Linked DNA regions of Homo sapiens: region 1 is linked to region 2. Evidence: chromatin loops called from intact Hi-C (ENCODE). Cell type or tissue: ascending aorta. All regions are shown on one strand. Links, peaks and the distances in the headings refer to the core of each region. The heading gives the core; the rest is flanking DNA.

Region 1 (8,350 bases), core at 195-8,194, 49 kb before region 2:
CAAGGTTTCCAGGTACTGCTCAAAGTACTCTAAAGATTGAGAATAAACTGCTCCCCAAACGTGGGCATTCCACTTTGGATAGTTTCAATTAATCTTTAGAAAGTTTAACTTTAGTACTGGGTGCAATGGCGCATGCCACTAGTCCCAACTATTTAGGAAGTTGAGGCAGGAGGATCACTTGAGGCCAGGAGTTTAAGATAAGCCTGAGCAACATAACAATACCCTTGTCACTAGCAAAAAAAAAAAAAAAAGTTAGCCAGGCTTAGTGGCATACGCCTGTAGTTCTAGATTCTGGGGAGGCTGAGGTGGGCGGATCACTTGAGCCCAGGAATTCAAAGCTGTTATGACACTGCACTCCAGCCTGGTCAATAAACGGGCAGGGTGAGTTTAGAGCTTGAGTGAAAATGGTTTCCCCCATCTTCTATCAATTGATGTTTATTCAATACCTCTGACACATAGAACAAATTAGAATTTAGTGAAGCTCAGAATTGCTTTATTTTATTGAAGATTTATTTTACAGTTTTTGACTCATAATAAGCTTGCTTTTCGACAAATATTTTCTCCCCACTAATACTGATGCTAAGTAATACTGATGCTTAATGCACATGGACAGTTCTTTTTTGGGTTTTTGTTTTACTTAAGTGTGCTGTTCTTCAATTTTCACTATTATAATTAATTTTATTCCATTCAGCCTGTTTTTCTAGAAAGAAACAGTTCTTGGATTCCTGATTTGCTACCCTTCAGCTTTATTTTATCTTCTATCTAATAACTTTGCCTTCCTGAAGTCATTAATGAAAATGCTCAGTGAGAAGAGTCTAAATTGTAGACCTTTATTATGCCACTGAATTTATTTCTTTATCTTAAATTCTTTCAATATTATGACCCAGTTGCAAATTCACCTATATACAATAAAATCTGTTCCGATCTGTTCCAACTTATCAATTTAGACAATATTTAACACGTTTCCAAAATCTTTTATGAATAATACGTGTTATATTTTAACCCAACTAAAGTTTCTTAAAAAATAATGACAATCATAAAAATAGTTTGTTTTTAAGCTCTTACCATGTATCAGGCAGCATTCCAGTTGTTTTAAGTCTATCAATTAAGTCTATTAACTCTTAGACTTAATAGATTAAAGTAAACATTACTGCCACTGTTGTTACCCTTGCACTTATTATTTCTATTTTTTTCTTAGAACTTCCATAGCCTACTAATCTTACAACCTTGTTATAAAAAAATGTAGTTATTGTGACATAACTTGTTTAATGAGGACATGCTGGCTTTAATAATCACTAGTTTCTTTCACAGTTGCTCGCATATCAACCTTTTAATAATGTATACTAAATTCTACTCTGGAATAAAGGTCATGTTTTCTTGCTCGAATGACTTTTGTTGTTCGAATGACTTTTTCCTGCCTTTTTAGTTTCTGCATAGTCCCTTAGAGTTGCTTAGCATTATCAATGGGTGAAATGGACAATCCCTGGAATTCTGGCATCACATTACTAATCAAAATTTATCTATATATTTGAAAGGCTGGAATAATTTATACTTCAATATAACATATAGACCACCAACCAAAGTATTGACTAATTTGTCCAAATAATTCATTTTTATATTTTGAGGATGATTAAATTTCTCTATATACAGACATATGTGATTACCATAGTTTTTAACCATTACATTAAACTTATCTTGATCATAACACAAGGCAGCATTTAGATATACATTTAGTCTCTGTAAAAAGGTTATATGTGATGACTAACATTAGGAAGGAACCTTCATTTATCTGGTTTTGTTTTCTCTTGCAGAGTGATGTTCAGGCCTCTTTCTTCATCCCTTTCCTATTCCTCTCCATATAGAAAGTGTAGTATTTGTTGTTGGTTGGCAAGGATCTGACACCACTGAACCATGTTTGTAAATTAACAAGCCTCATCTATTAAACATCTATAAGCACTGGGGATTAATCTTCTTTTATTTCTTCTCCACCCATTTAAGGTCATCATCCCAGATCAGTATATTTGCTTATCAGACCCAAAGTTTCCCTGGGTTGAGTTTTAGCAGGTCCTTTGTTATGAAAACTAAAGCCAAATTCTCCAATTAGCTTTATCATTATTAAAACCAATATTTGGTCCTCATCAGTGTCTTTTCCATGTTTTATTTCTTAATTGGTTTTAAATTCAGGACGGGAATTAAAAAACGGTATAATTTATTGGTTTTCCCAACCCAGTACCTTTACCTCCTGCCTCTCCCTTTGTTCTCTTGGTTACATTTCCAGGCACCTGCCATCCTACAGCCAGGCACCCAGGGAACCCACTTCACTACATTATTCTGCAAGAAATTGGCACTGAATTTTCCAAATGGTTGTTCTAGGCTTTGTATGAAGGATCTACACATACACTGGCATCTAATTCTTACACTGACCATCCTCACAAATGAACATACCAAGAAGAGTTTCCTTAATTTATCATCTCCAAATCAAAACAGAAATGGATCGAGTGCTACACAGTAACAGGCAGTCTTGTCTACTCCTGATGTTTCTGTGAATGACATAGCAACATGTAATGAATGACGTAGCAACACATAATCCAAAAGAAATTGAAGGTACTATATCTCTCTGTCTTTTATCTGTCTCTCTTTTACACACACACACACACACACACACACACATACACACTGAACTACTTCACTATTATAATATCCTAATAATATGGATAATGGGCAATAATTATTTTTCTGAGCTGAAAAACCCCCCAACAACTATGAATGCAAATAGTCACTGCATTAGGCAATAGTCACTGATGTGAAGGAGATATGAGGATGAACTTTCTGGGAACCTGATAATAATCTATTTCTTGATTTGATCTACATGGTAGTTACACTGGTGTTGATCACTTAGTGAAATTTCACCAACCTGTATAATTTATGACTTGTTCACTTTTCAGTATGTATGCCATACAACAAAATTTTACTTTAAAAAGCCACACGGGAACCAATCAAATTAAACAAGAGCTCAAAGAGCATATGAAATTAAAATTTGAGATTTAATTGCATCTTGGAATATCTTGACTTATGAAAAAATTGGAACTTCTATTTGTATTGGATATGTTTATATCCTCCACTTGAATGAAATAACATTCAGAAGCCCTACGTACTTGCAGCATTTACATCTGACAAAATATTAAACACAATCATAAATGGTGGCAAATTATTTGATGTCTTCTAAAAATATTTGTCAACATGGTAGTCTACATGGAGACAAAAATATTATACTTATGACAATACTTCTGTTAAAATATTTATGTATTTCTTTATGAAAAGAATTACAATTGACTGTGTTTTCCAGTTTGTAGAATTTGCTCTGAGATTATCAGAAATTGATTTGCCATGACATACAACTTTAAAAATACTGAACGAATGTTACAAGAAAAAGAAAAAGTAGGACCATACTAAAAATATATTTTTTTGCTAAAGAACTCCAGTGACATAATATTAGAGATATGGCCAAGAAAGATTAAAATTCCAAATATGTACCAAAAATAATTATTTAATTAATACCATTTTTCATAATCAGGTAGTCATATAAAGTTTTTGTTTTAATGTACATAACTATATTATCTTTATTTTTCAAAAGAATTTTATTATTTTCATTTAAAATTTTCAATATAAGTCATAGGTCCACCAGTAAATTAAAACCGATTTGGAAATGCTTGAAAGATGTTAGACTAAGTGTGATGGTTAATTTTATGTGTCAACACAGCTGTGCCACAGTGCCCAGATATGTGGTTGTACATTATGATTGTTTCTGTGCAGGTGTTTTCAATGAGATCTACCTTTAAACTGGTGAACTTTGAGTAGAGTATCCCCTACAATGTGGGCAAGCCCCATTCAATCAGTTGCAGGCCCGTGTAGACAAAAGCCTGACCTCCTGCAAGCAAGAGGAAATTCTGACAACAGAGTACCTACCTTTAGATTTCATCTGCAACATCAGTTCTTCCTGGCTCACCAGCAGACTGCCTTTGGACACAAATTGCAACTCTTTCCTAAGTCTTCAGCCTTCCAGGCTTCCTCATCAGAATTTGGACACACCAAGTCTGGAAAATCTCATAAGCCAATTCTTTAAAATAAATCTCTTTCATTTACATATATATACGCACATCCTATTGGTTCTATTTTTCTGGACAATCCTCACTGATTACTAAGGATCAAAACTTCTTCGTAATTTCTTCAGATCCTCCAATATTTGAGCAAGTAGGCAAGACAAGAATATTTTGGGGAGTGGCAGGTTATCATGGTCTCAGTATTGCAATCTATAGCAGCATGCAAGAGACCACAGTAATCTGTCATGGGAGCTTCCCCTGGTGCCAGGGTCCCGGAGCTGGGCTCTCGAGGCGTGGCTGTTGACAGAAGGGAAATAAGAAGCAACTACCCATTATCAAAATCTCTATTGTTAGAATCTTATATACTTTACTCTTATATATCTTACCTTTTATTAGTCTACAATTTTAATTCCACGTTGCTCAGATTAGTAGCTTTGCTGAAAGAATACAGAAATGAAAACCTTATTCTGTTTAATAATACAGACATTTCTCAAAGTAAATTTCCAAAGTGTCATTCCTTTCCCAGTCTGCCTTTCCAATCCCGTGAGATAAAGCTCATGCTCCATACTTGGGTGGTGACTCATTTCTTCAAGATAAACTGGAAGTTGCATAGTAATGTGCTGTTTTTACATTTTTAAAACACAATGACAACAAAACGGAAAATGTGTTAGAAAATAAGGACTTGTTCAGTTACAAATGACACAAACCCAATTTGAATTAGTTTATGCAAAATAAAACTATAAAAAGGAATTTAATTGTCCTATTAACTGGAAAAGGAGAAAGGGATGCTGTGTACAAAAATAAGAGGCACCCACTACATTCCACTAAGTGGCCTCCTAGCATGCATATACAGACCCCATATGCATGCTTATTCCCATATTATAATTCATTTTAGCACTGGTTTGTATAGTAATATTTATAGAATTACACAAGCAATGTAGAATGCATTGTCACTGATAAAAAATGAAATATTATAGGTTAAGGTTAAATGCTTTTTGACTACTACATGTAATACCTCTTTTTATCCCAGATTATCATTTAACAGGTATATTTTTAGGCTTTTTAATGTGTTAAATACACATGTACTCATACAAGCAACTATTTAGAGAAGTGTACAGTGTTGCTGTGTGTGTTTGTGTTTCTGATGGATACTTCATCATGCTAAATGCTTTATTATGATAATTGCTTCCTACTGCCTTCTCTCACCATCATAATCCCTTTGGAGACTTTTCTGTGTCACTTTTTAACCTTATATAGTGTATGCTATACTATGCATGCAATTTATTTGTAGTTTAGTTATTTTCCCAATGATGGAAATATAATTTGTTTTCAAATTTTTTATAATAAACAATATTGCCATGAAAATCTCTGTTTATTCCTCTTGTTCTTAACCGTGGTATTAAATCTGAGTGTATAATAATAAGAAATAAAACTGGTCATTAGACATGTAATGTTTAAATTTGGGGGGGGCTACTTATTTCCCATAGCTTTACATTTGATATTAACAAACTAATTTTTGCCAATTTTTTCTTTCTTTTCGTTCTTTTTCTTTCTTTCTTTCTTTCTTCCTTTCTTTCTTTTTTTTTTATTTTTTGAGATGGAGTCTCACTTTGTTGTCAGGCTGGAGTGCAGTGGCGCGATCTTGGCTCACTGCAACCTCCAACTCCCTGGTTCAAGTGATTCTCCTGCCTCAGCCTCCCAAGTAGCTGAGATTACAGGCACACGCCACCACGCCCAGCTAATTTTTGTATTTTTAGTAGAGATAGGGTTTCACCATGTTGGTCAGGATAGTCTCTATCTCCTGACCTCATGATCCGACTGCCTCAGCCTCCCAAAGTGCTGAAATTACAGGTATGAGCCACTGCGCCCGGCCACCAATGTGTATTTTTAAAATGCTTGACTCTACTTCATATGTCCTTGGTTATATGTATTTTCTGTTGTTAAATGCTACAGTTGTTTATATTTTCTGCTCTGTTTTCCATTGGCCTATTATTTTTATTATTTGGTAAACCTTTACGTATTTTAATATTAATCCAATGGCTGTTTTATGTGCACTTGTTCTCATCTGTCGTTTATCTTTTAACATTGTTAATGGTGAAGTTTTTTTGATGGCAGAGACATTTTTAATTTTAACATAGTGAAATTTGTTAATCTAGCTTTATGGCTTATAATTTTAGTTTATAGAAAGCTTCAATAACTCACAGTTCTGAAATTATTTTCTTTTACAAATTTTATGATTTTGTATATTCTATTTTAGATCTTTAATCCAATTAGAATTGTATGTTTGTGATTGAAGTGAAGAAGGTATATAATTCTAGTTTTGCCAAATACTTGTCAATGTTTCCAATACCATTTTTAAGTAGTCTATAGGTTCTTAACTAAGTCAAAAAGTTACAATAACTCAGTGCTAATTTTCCATACAAATACAGGTCATTTTCTTTCCAATAGAATTTGTTTAATTTCACACCAAATAACCAGTATTTTAATTAGTCATGCACTGACTGCATACCATTGTTTTGGTCAACAATGAATTGTCTGTTTGAGAGTGGTCCCATAAGATTATAATGGAACTGAAAAAAATTCCTCTCACCCAGTGATATCATGGCCATCCTAACACTATAGTGCAATGCATTACTCATGTGTTTGTGATGACGCTGGTGTAAGCTAACCTACTGCTCTCAGAATGAATCCCTGTAATTAAGTGATACATGACTGTATTTTCTTATAGAGCAAATTTTCTCACATCTTTTGCTCCAAATCATCTTGGTTTATTTATACTTTCAACTGAGACAGAACAAAAAGGACCAGGTTTACCCTGCTAGCAGAAACAATGAAAATCAGGGTAAAATATATGAAACTATAGTTTTCAAGATATTGGATATCAGGAAAAAAGGACAATGATCACTGAAAAATAGGAAATAAACAAGCTTAGCTCTGCAGTTGCCACAGCTTACTGCCTTCAGTATTCCAGCCAGTGGAGCAGGAAGAAAAGACCCAGACACAGCCTGGTAGACTTCCTGATTTGAGATGATAAAGCTGGAAATCCAAGGAACCTAAGACACCTCTAATTACTCTAGTATACATACTGCTGTGATACTACCTAATAAATCTCAGGAATAAGAACTCTTCCTAAATAACTTAACTGCATCTCAGAACAAAGGTCATTCGTATTTATCGCAATGAAAAAATCCCCAGCACCTAAGAAGATAAAATCAACAATGGCTGGCATTCTATAGAAAAACCATATAAAAAGCAGGAAAATCCAACCCCAAATTAGGCGGAAAAGCAACCAATCAGCAGCAAACTAGAATTAACACACACATTATTATTAATAGGCATTAAAATACTTATTATAGCTGTGTTTCACATGACTGAAAAGCTAGAGGAAAGATTGAGCATGTTAAGTAGAAACATAGAAGGTTAAAAAATACTCCAAATCAAAATTCCAAAACTGAAAATTCGTACAGAAATAAAAAATACTCTGGAAGGATTTGATGGCTGATTGGATATTGCAGGAGAAATAATCAATAAACTGGAACACATAGAAATAGAAACTATAGAATATGAAACAGCAAAACCCTAAAAAATAATAATGAAGAGAAGATAAGGGAACAGCGTGACAACTTCAAGCAGCCTACCTTATGTGTGATTAGTATCCCAGGAGGAAAGGAGAGAAATGGTACAGAAAAAAAAAGCTAAAGAGGTTGTGACTAAAATATCTTACAAATTTGATTTTAAAAACAGAAAAAAAAAACCCTATAGTGCACAGTATGAAAAAGTTCAACAAACCCAAAGGTCGAAAGACGCATAATTTTAAATCTTCACCAAGCATATCATAATCATATGGCCTAAAGCTAGTGATAAAGACAACATTTTAAAAGCAGAGAAAAACAGACATTATATAACGTAAAGAAATAAAGATGAGGATGGCATCAGATTTCTTATCCAAAACAACAAGAACCTGCAGATAGTGGAGCAACATCTTTAAAATAATGAAAGACAAAAAACATTAATTTACAAATCTATCTATACCCATCCAGTGGTAGGGAGAGTCGGAAGGGAAGGATTACAAAGGATGCAAAGAAACTTCTAGGAATGATGTATGTGTTCACTGTCTTAACTGTAGGGTCAAAATTTATCAAAATGTATGCACTTAAATATATGCACTTTACTGTATGTCAATTATATTTCAATAATGCTATTAATTTTTTAATGAAGTAAAATTTGTTCTGGTGATTTTCACATTTTTT
Region 2 (8,350 bases), core at 154-8,153:
GTAGTGGGATTTCTGGATCATATGGTAGTTCTGTTTTTAGTTTTACCTTCCCACCAACAGTATGTGAGTGTTATCTTTTCTACACATCCTTGGCAATACTTATTATCTTCCATCTTTTTGATAACAGCCATCATAACAGGTGTGAGGTGATATCACTGTGTTTTTAATTTGCATTTTCCTTATACTTGGTGACGTTGAACTTTTTTTTTTCATACACCTGTTAGCCATTTGTGTGTCTTCTTTTGACAAATATCTGTTTTTGGTTCTTTGCCCACTTTTTAGATTGAGTAATTTTTTGTCTTGCTGTTGAGTTATTTGAGTTTGGTCTTGTCCATTTTGTGTGCTATCAAGGAACACCTGGGGCTGAGTAATTTATGAAAAAAAAGTTTATTTGGCTTACTATTCTGATGGCCAGAAAGTTCAAGATTGGACATCTGCATCTAGTGTGGATCTTAGGCCACTTGCACTTACAGTGGAAGGCACAGGGGAGTGTTTGGGCAGAGGTGCAGGAGAGAGAGAAAGGGAAAAGGTTCCAGGATCTTTCTAACAGCCAGATCTCTCAGGAGCAAAAGAATGAGAACTCACTCACCCCCATGGGAGGACATTAATCTGTTCATGAGGAATTCACCTCATGACCTAAACACCTCCCATTAGGCCCCACCTCCAACACTGGGAATTAAATGTCAACATGAGGTTTAGAGGACAAACATCAAAGCCATAGCAAGTCTCTTATATATTTTGGATATTAACCCCTTATCAGTGGTTAATATTTTTTCATTCTGTATGTTTTCTTCCATTCTGTAGGTTTTCTTTTCCCTCTATTGTTTTCTTTGCTGTGCAAAAGCTTTTTAAAGTTTGTTGCAATCCCATTTGTCTATTTTTGCTTTTGTCACTTATGCTTTTGGGATCATATTCAAAAAATCTTTGCTTAGACTAAATTTCAAAAAGTATTTTTTTCCTGTTTTTCTCCTAGTAGTTTTACATGTTCAGGTCTTATGTTTAAGTCTTTAATCCATTTTTAGTTGGTTTTTGTGTATGGTGTGAGATAAGGGTCTAATTTCATTCTTCTGCACATGGATTTCCAATTTTCCCAATCTCATTTATTGAAAAGACTGTTCTTTTCTCAGTTTGTGTTCTTGGCACCTTTGTTAAAGATCAATTGGCTGTAAATGCATGGATTTATTTATGGGCTGTCTTTCCTGTTCCATTCATCTATATATCTGTTTTTATGCCAGTATCTTGTTTTGAATACTATAGCCTTGTAATATATTTTGAGATCAGGTGGGGTAGTGTCTCCAAATTTGTTTTTTTGTTGTTGTTGTTCAAGTTTTTTTTTTTTTAATATCTGGGGTTTTCTGTGGTTTCATAGGAATTTCAATTTTTTTTCTATTTCTGTGATAGTAAAATGTTTAATAATCACAGACAAAATCATCAGGAACACTGAGTTATGGTAAGAGTCTATAAAGATATTTCATTGTATAATATCAAGGATATTCAAGTGACTTTTTGGAAAGAATTTTACAAAAGCCAATCACATTGGCAAATTAGAGTGCATTTCCCTTCTTAATTTCAGAAATCATTTATATGGATGTTGTAAATTAATAAACATATCCTAAACTTTAGCAGCATATCAGAATAAAACTCCCTAGAGTGTTCTTTCAAGAAAGAGCATTAAATTGCAGAATCATTAGTTAATTTTTTTTTTTTTTTTTTGGTGACTGAATCTTGCTCTGTCGCCCAGGCTGGAGTGCGGTGGCATGATCTCGGCTCACTGCAAGCTCCGCCTCCCGGGTTCAGGCCATTCTCCCGCCTCAGCCTCCCGAGTAGCTGGGACTACAGGCGCCCGCCACCATGCCCGGCTAATTTTTTGTATTTTTAGTAGAGATTGGGTTTCACTGTATTAGCCAGGATGGTCTCAATCTCCTGACCTCGTGATCCACCTGCCTGGGCCTCCCAAAGTGCTGGGATTACAGGCGTGAGCCACCATGCCCAGCCCATTAGTTAATTTTCTTTTTTTTTCTTCTTTTTTCTTTTTTTTTTTTTGTGATGGAGTCTTGCTCTGTCGCCCAGGCTGGAGTGCAGTGGCGTGATCTAGTCTCACTGCAAGCTCCGCCTCCCGGGTTCATGCATTCTCCTGCCTCAGCCTCTCGAGTAGCTGGGACTACAGGCGCCCCCCACCACGCCTGGCTAATTTTTTGTATTTTTAGTAGACACGGGGTTTCACCGTGTTAGCCAGGATGGTCTCCATCTCCTGAACTCGTGATCCACCCGCCTCGGCCTCCCAAAGTGCTGGGATTACAGGCGTGAGCCACCGCGCCTGGCCTAGTTAATTTTCACACATAACTTCATTGTGTGAGAAGCAGAGGAAAGTCATTTAATTTGTAAAAGTGATAAATTACTTCAAAATTGAATGAATCAGTATGCACACATTTCAGAAAGAATGCAGCTCAAATCTTCAATAGACTTAGATCCCTTTATAAAAACAAGGATATCCATTATCTTTAATTTAGTGAAACATCAAATATTTTCTGTTAAGTCATATTTATTCCTCAAGTAGCTTTGGAAAGCAATTGGCTATTAAAATAATATCCATTTCTTTGTATCCCGTTGATGGTAACTGTAGCAAAGGACTGATTTGTTTGACTTCTTAGACTATTTGGATAGCTAAACATAATGATCAGAAATTTTTGAAAACACATTGGGAAAATAAGTTTTCTCCTTAAACAAAGTAAATGACAGTACACTGTCTTTGGAACTATGCCAAGTTTTCTTACAATGTTTACTAAAGAGGGTTTCCTGAGTTTCCAGTTGGTTGTTCCAAACATAAACTTTATTTGTTCCTACCTAGAGGAGTTACTGATGCACCTGCGGCCATGTACCCAGTCATGCTGCCTGTTCTCCACACAGCTTGACTGGCAGCATAAAGACCCATGCAAGCAGATGTGACCAGCTGCATGCTGAGACTGAGATGTAGAGAGTAGGAAGGCAGATAAGGCATCAGCCATGTGCAAATTTTCCCTGTAGCACTTTGAAGTCTTTGAGTTTGCCATAGTTTTTAAAATTAGACTATATAGTCAATTAGAGATCATTATTACATGTTTTTTTTTTCATAGTGCTCTTGGTTGCTCCTCAGATAAAATGACCATCCATATGGCAATAGCCTCACCCAAGGCCAGATGGCTTATTGCAGGGATTGGGAACCAACAATCTTTTGCTTAAAGAGGCACTTAAATTTTTTCAAAATGACACAGCCCTAGGAAAAATCTTTTTATGGAATATCTCCAACTTCCCTGTTTGCAAGCACCTCCCTGTTCTCTATGAATAGCCTATTTCCTCAAGCCTCTTCCACACCCACTCAGTTTGCAGCCTCTGTTTAGACTTGCGTTGTGCTGACTATCAATAAATTCTTCCTAAGGTGTTTTTTACAGTGGGCTTATTAGGGTGATAACCTATACAGAAAATTCTTTGACTATTCCTTCCGCTGACAAAAACCTGTTGCTTGGGGGTAATGAAGCAGGCTTCTGTCACCTGTGCCAATGGATCAGCTCCACTCACTTGGCATTTTGTGAGATGACTCTGGTATCACTGCTACCTTCCTCTTGATCACAAAGAGAAAAAGAGAAATTCTCCTGTTTTCTACTCGTGGAAACAAAATAAATGAAGAATTTTATTTCTGCTGAGTTTTTACAAACCCACTAACTATCATAGTTTTGTGTAAGGAGGAAATCCGCCACCTACTTCGGCAATACCTTGCACTAACCCCCTGCATTCCTTAGAATGATAGTCACTGCTCTAAGCAATCACTCAGGCTAAATTTGGAAATTCATTCATTTGTGTAGCTTTTCTGGGGTTGTTTTAACAACTGTGATGCAGTAGTGCCAGTGATTTGGGGTTTCAACATAATTGCACTCTGGGGAATTACCTGGGGACCTGGACTATGTCAGATTTACCGGCTTGATCCAACTGGAATATGGAAAGCTTGTCTGAACTACAGTGCACACATACACACTCACACACACACACACAAATGCCTGTGCCAGAGCATGTGTCTGTGCATATGTAAGGTAATGGAGTTGGGTTATTATAACAACTAACACATTTGTTACTTTAAACTATCTTTTAAAATTTTTTTCTCGTCTAGGGTCTGCTGAAGAAAGCAGAACAGTTTAGCTCACATCCTGCTCTATAAATATTAAGTCTATAAATTAGAGAATTAATTCAGGCTAAAGAAAAGAATCAGATTCAGTAAGTGAATTGAAATTGTATATTTTATAATTTATAAAATTTAAAGTATTTTTATAATTTCATATAATCATCATAATAACTAATCTTTATTTAGTTTTATAATGTGCCAGGCACTATGCTAAGTGCCAGACATAAAATAACTCATCTGTTGACTTCAGTAACTTTGTGAGGTAGATCTTATTATTATCCTTATTTTAAAAATAAAGACATAAGCTCGGAGATGTTAAGTCCTTTGCCGCAAATACAGAGCAAAAAAGTGGCAGAGCTGGGATTGGAACACAGGTATTCTGGACCCCAAAGTTAAGGCTTATACAGGATCTAAACATTTTGCCTCTCTGGTGGTACTTTGCACTGTTTTCCCCCGTGAATCTCTGTGTCCCAGCCACCCTGGCCTTTATTCAGTTTCTCATGCTCTTCCTGTGCCTTCACACTTATCAGGTTCTCTCTATGTAATGTTCCTACTCTTGGATGTGCCCCATTATAATTGTTTATAATCATACACTTATTGTGATTATTTGATTAATTTCTTTTCCTTCACTAGGCAAGGTCAAGTACCATGTCTGCTTAGCTCACTATTATTTTAGAGGAGACACTATGAAGTGGTGTTCAAAAGCCTGGGTTCTGACTTCACGATGTTATGTTACCATATATGTTTTCTAACTTCTCTTTCACTCAATTTTCTTATCTATAAAATGGGGAAAGCGACAATATAGACTTCAGGGAGTTATTGAGGTGTAAATGAGTAAAAGAGCAATAAAGTATTTAAACTCTTTCCTAGTACCAGCAGGGCATAATAAGAATTAGCTATTATTATTTTTGTCTATTCCTGACACCTGCTATAGTGCTGGCTAGGTAGGAGGTACTCAACAAATATTTTTTGAATAAATGCATGCATGCATGCAAGAATTAATGAAAGACTAAATTTTTCTGGAGTTATCCCAATACCTATTCTGTTTGTATCACATCCAGCTTTGAGATTGCCTTCCAAAAACTAGCCAAGGATTAGTGCTACCTTGGTCCTGCATCAAAGAATGGACCTTGTCTCTTTGGATACTCTTGAAAAAATACCGAATTTGGAGTCCAGAATCCAGGGGCCTGGTCTCACAACTCATAAATGAAAGTTACCTCCAAATCAATTATCCAGCAGTGCATTTGTTCTCTAGCTCTCTGTTTGGTACTATAATCTTCAAAAAAAATTTTCTTTCAAGAAAGTGAGAATAAGAAAAACAATTAACCACATCTGGGCTCAGAATACCTCATGGGTATATTCAAAACTGCCTTACAGTTTTGAAACAATAGTAGTCCCTTCTTACAGCCACACTGTATATATGAAGCTTTCAGATCTATAATAACATACTGTTAGGTACTTACTATGTTTCAAGAACTTATCATACATAATCCTCAACCTTCAAAACAAGAATGCAGAGGAGATGTTTTTATTATTTCAATTTTATCAGGTAGAAAACTGAACTTCATAGAGATGAAGAAACTTGAGCAAATTCACACAGCCAGAGAAGAAAGGAGAGTGGTTTGAATACCACATTGCCTCATTTTATTCTTGTGCATTTTATTCCTTTTCAGTATTTTAAATTAGCACAAAATACCTCAAAAAGGAAAGATGACTGTTAAAAGGGTTACATTTTTAACATACTGAAGGCAATTAGTAAAGATGTTAAACAAAATTTTACCAGTAAGTGTGGTTTGCTTTCAAATGTCAAAGATAAAAATAATGCTAAAATATTTTTGGCATCTTTATTGGACATCATCGTTGGGAACAAGCTAACGCAATGGTTTTAGTCATGCTCCCTCAGGAACACAGCTAAGAATTAAGGACTAGATTAAATTTAGTGTGGAGCTACTGTATGCAGCTGTCTCTTATAAAGCAGATGTTATATCCTGTCATTGTCATCATTTTTGCAGAAAAGTACATTTTTATTGGCTCTAAAGTGTGAAAAAGTGAAATATTTCCTATACAGGAACCCTGGAAGCTGTCTGTCCAAGGAGAAGAGCCTATTCCCAAGCTGACTATATAGCAACACTAAAAGTATTTATTTATTCAAACTGAATCTTAAAGACCTATGATCAGTCTTTAGGTGGCCATATACACTCCAACAGGATTATAACCTGCCAGACAAGAATAAACTTCACCAGCAGGAGAAGAAGTAGGGAGAGATTCCAGGCAAGTGAGTTTTCCTTGTATTCCTCTAACTTGGAGTCAAATATGCATGGATGCTCAGAAATCCACTGACCAAGATGGCCTTAACATTCCCCTTAGCTTGACTAAACTTTAAACAGATTTATTCCTGACTATAAACCCCTGACCTCCATTTACTGAGAGCATCTAATTTAGGAAACTTGCAATTGTAGATTCTTTCTATTTCCCTTTTGAGATGTACATCTCCCAGCCTCTTGCCAGTTTTACACCCGAGGAATGTCTTTCTCTAGGACCTGGGAGCCACCCCTTTGAAAAAGGTGCCCCTTTTCCAAAAATAAGATAGTGCCCCTCTCTCTCAGTTTCGGTGGGAGGGTAGGAGTCAAACTTGGATAAGCGCAATTAGAAAACGCAGATGGCCTAATCACATGGACCAACCTCCCCCTCAACATCCTGTAGTACTTCTCCACTAGCTCACCCCAGTGCTTAAAAACTCTCCTGCATTTTTTCCCAGTAGAAGTTGAATTTGATCTCTCACTCCTATTACAATAGTCTTGACTTTCACTGTAATCGTTTTGAATAAAGTCTTCCTTGCCCGTTTAACTCTGGTACAATTTCTCTTTGACACCACAGAACAAATTCTTTCAGAAATATATTGCTGGACGGTCAATTTTCTAAAAGCTATACATTCCACTCAGTAATCAAATTGCCAAAATATTTGCAATATCAATGCTAGCCATTCTCACTGGAGTTCTCTCTGGAGATTTTTGTATGTCTCCAACCAGGAACCCATAACATTAATTAATAAATATTTTTCATTCCATTGCACTGTGAGCTTCTGGGAGGCAGAGATCGTTTTAATACTACTTTTCTGTTTCCAGTATCTAAGCCAGTGCCTTGAAGAATATCACTGCATCACACTAGGGGAAGCAATCAGGCAACCTCCCACGACATTATATATAGGGTGACCATAAATTTATCATCTGTACCAGGACAGTTTTGAGAATGAAAGGAGGCATTAAAATAATTTTATGTAATTTTTGAAACATTGTGTTGCCAGATAAATTAGTTTTATGAAATTATAGATAAGAAAAACTCACCAAAATATTTATTTTTAAGATGTCTCATCAAATTTATTTATTTAACTGTTATTAGGTTCAGGGATACAAGGCAGGTTTGTTATATGGGTAAACTCATGTCATGGGGGTTTGTTGTATAGATTATTTAGTCACTTGAGTACTAGGTCTAGTAGCCAGTAGTTTCATTTTTCTTGATCTTCTCTCTCCTCTCACCCTCCACCCTCAAGTAGGCTCCAGTGTCTTTTGTTCCCCTCTTTGTGCCCATGTGTTCTCATCATTTAGCTCCCACTTATAAGTGAGAATGTGCAGCATTTGGTTTTCTGTTCCAGTCTTAGTTTGCTGAGGATATGGCCTCCAGCTCCCTCCATATTCCTGCAGAAGACATGATCTCATCCTTTTTTTATGGCTGCATAGTATTCCATGGTATATATGTACCACATTTTCTTTATCCACTCTACCATTGATGGGCCCTTAGGTTGATTCCATGTCTTTGCTAAATTTGGATGTTAAAAAAATCATAAGTTTTCTAAATTTGAATCTACTCAAGAACACAATATTAATTTATACAGCTATAGATAGGAGTTTAATCAAATATTTTTCTCATAAGTGGAGATATTTCAAAGCACAGGTAGAGGACTTCAAAATTCAACCTATACATTATTTGAATTCTCATTGTTTAATTTATTTATTTTGCCCTGCTTTTGCAGATATAAATTTCAATTTCTATCTGCAAGCTTTGTTTTCAATTATTCAATTTGATAAAGGTTGCATTTTTGTTACTCCATTTTTTGAATACTTTTATTAAAATTTCTATCTGATTAAAAAAGGAACACAAACTCTTTTCCAGTAATGATCTATACTACTGTTGAACATT

Evidence for each region. Hi-C counts contacts between places; a loop is a spot of excess contacts. Peaks named below come from ENCODE experiments on the same cell type or tissue, not always from the same donor. Only the 100,000 strongest peaks of a DNase experiment are listed, where the experiment ranks them.
Region 1: it touches region 2 in a loop (2.2-fold over the local background); 3 of 110 quality-filtered maps call a loop at or near these places.

Annotation. Positions count from the first base shown.
Region 1 is chr5:130,333,699-130,342,048 of GRCh38, reverse strand. It overlaps LOC105379171 (a long non-coding RNA gene), which reads right to left and starts at 4,640. Exons shown (of 4, transcript XR_001742880.1): 1 at 3,967-4,640. In ascending aorta, for the core only: no CTCF peak of the experiment used is centred there; no DNase peak of the experiment used is centred there; H3K4me3 peaks cover 612 bases; H3K27ac peaks cover 1,016 bases.
Region 2 is chr5:130,284,827-130,293,176 of GRCh38, reverse strand. No RefSeq gene overlaps it. Among named protein-coding and RNA genes, the nearest start is that of CHSY3-AS1, 380 kb to the right of the region's middle. In ascending aorta, for the core only: no CTCF peak of the experiment used is centred there; a DNase peak (open chromatin) is centred at 3,906; H3K4me3 peaks cover 453 bases; H3K27ac peaks cover 1,415 bases.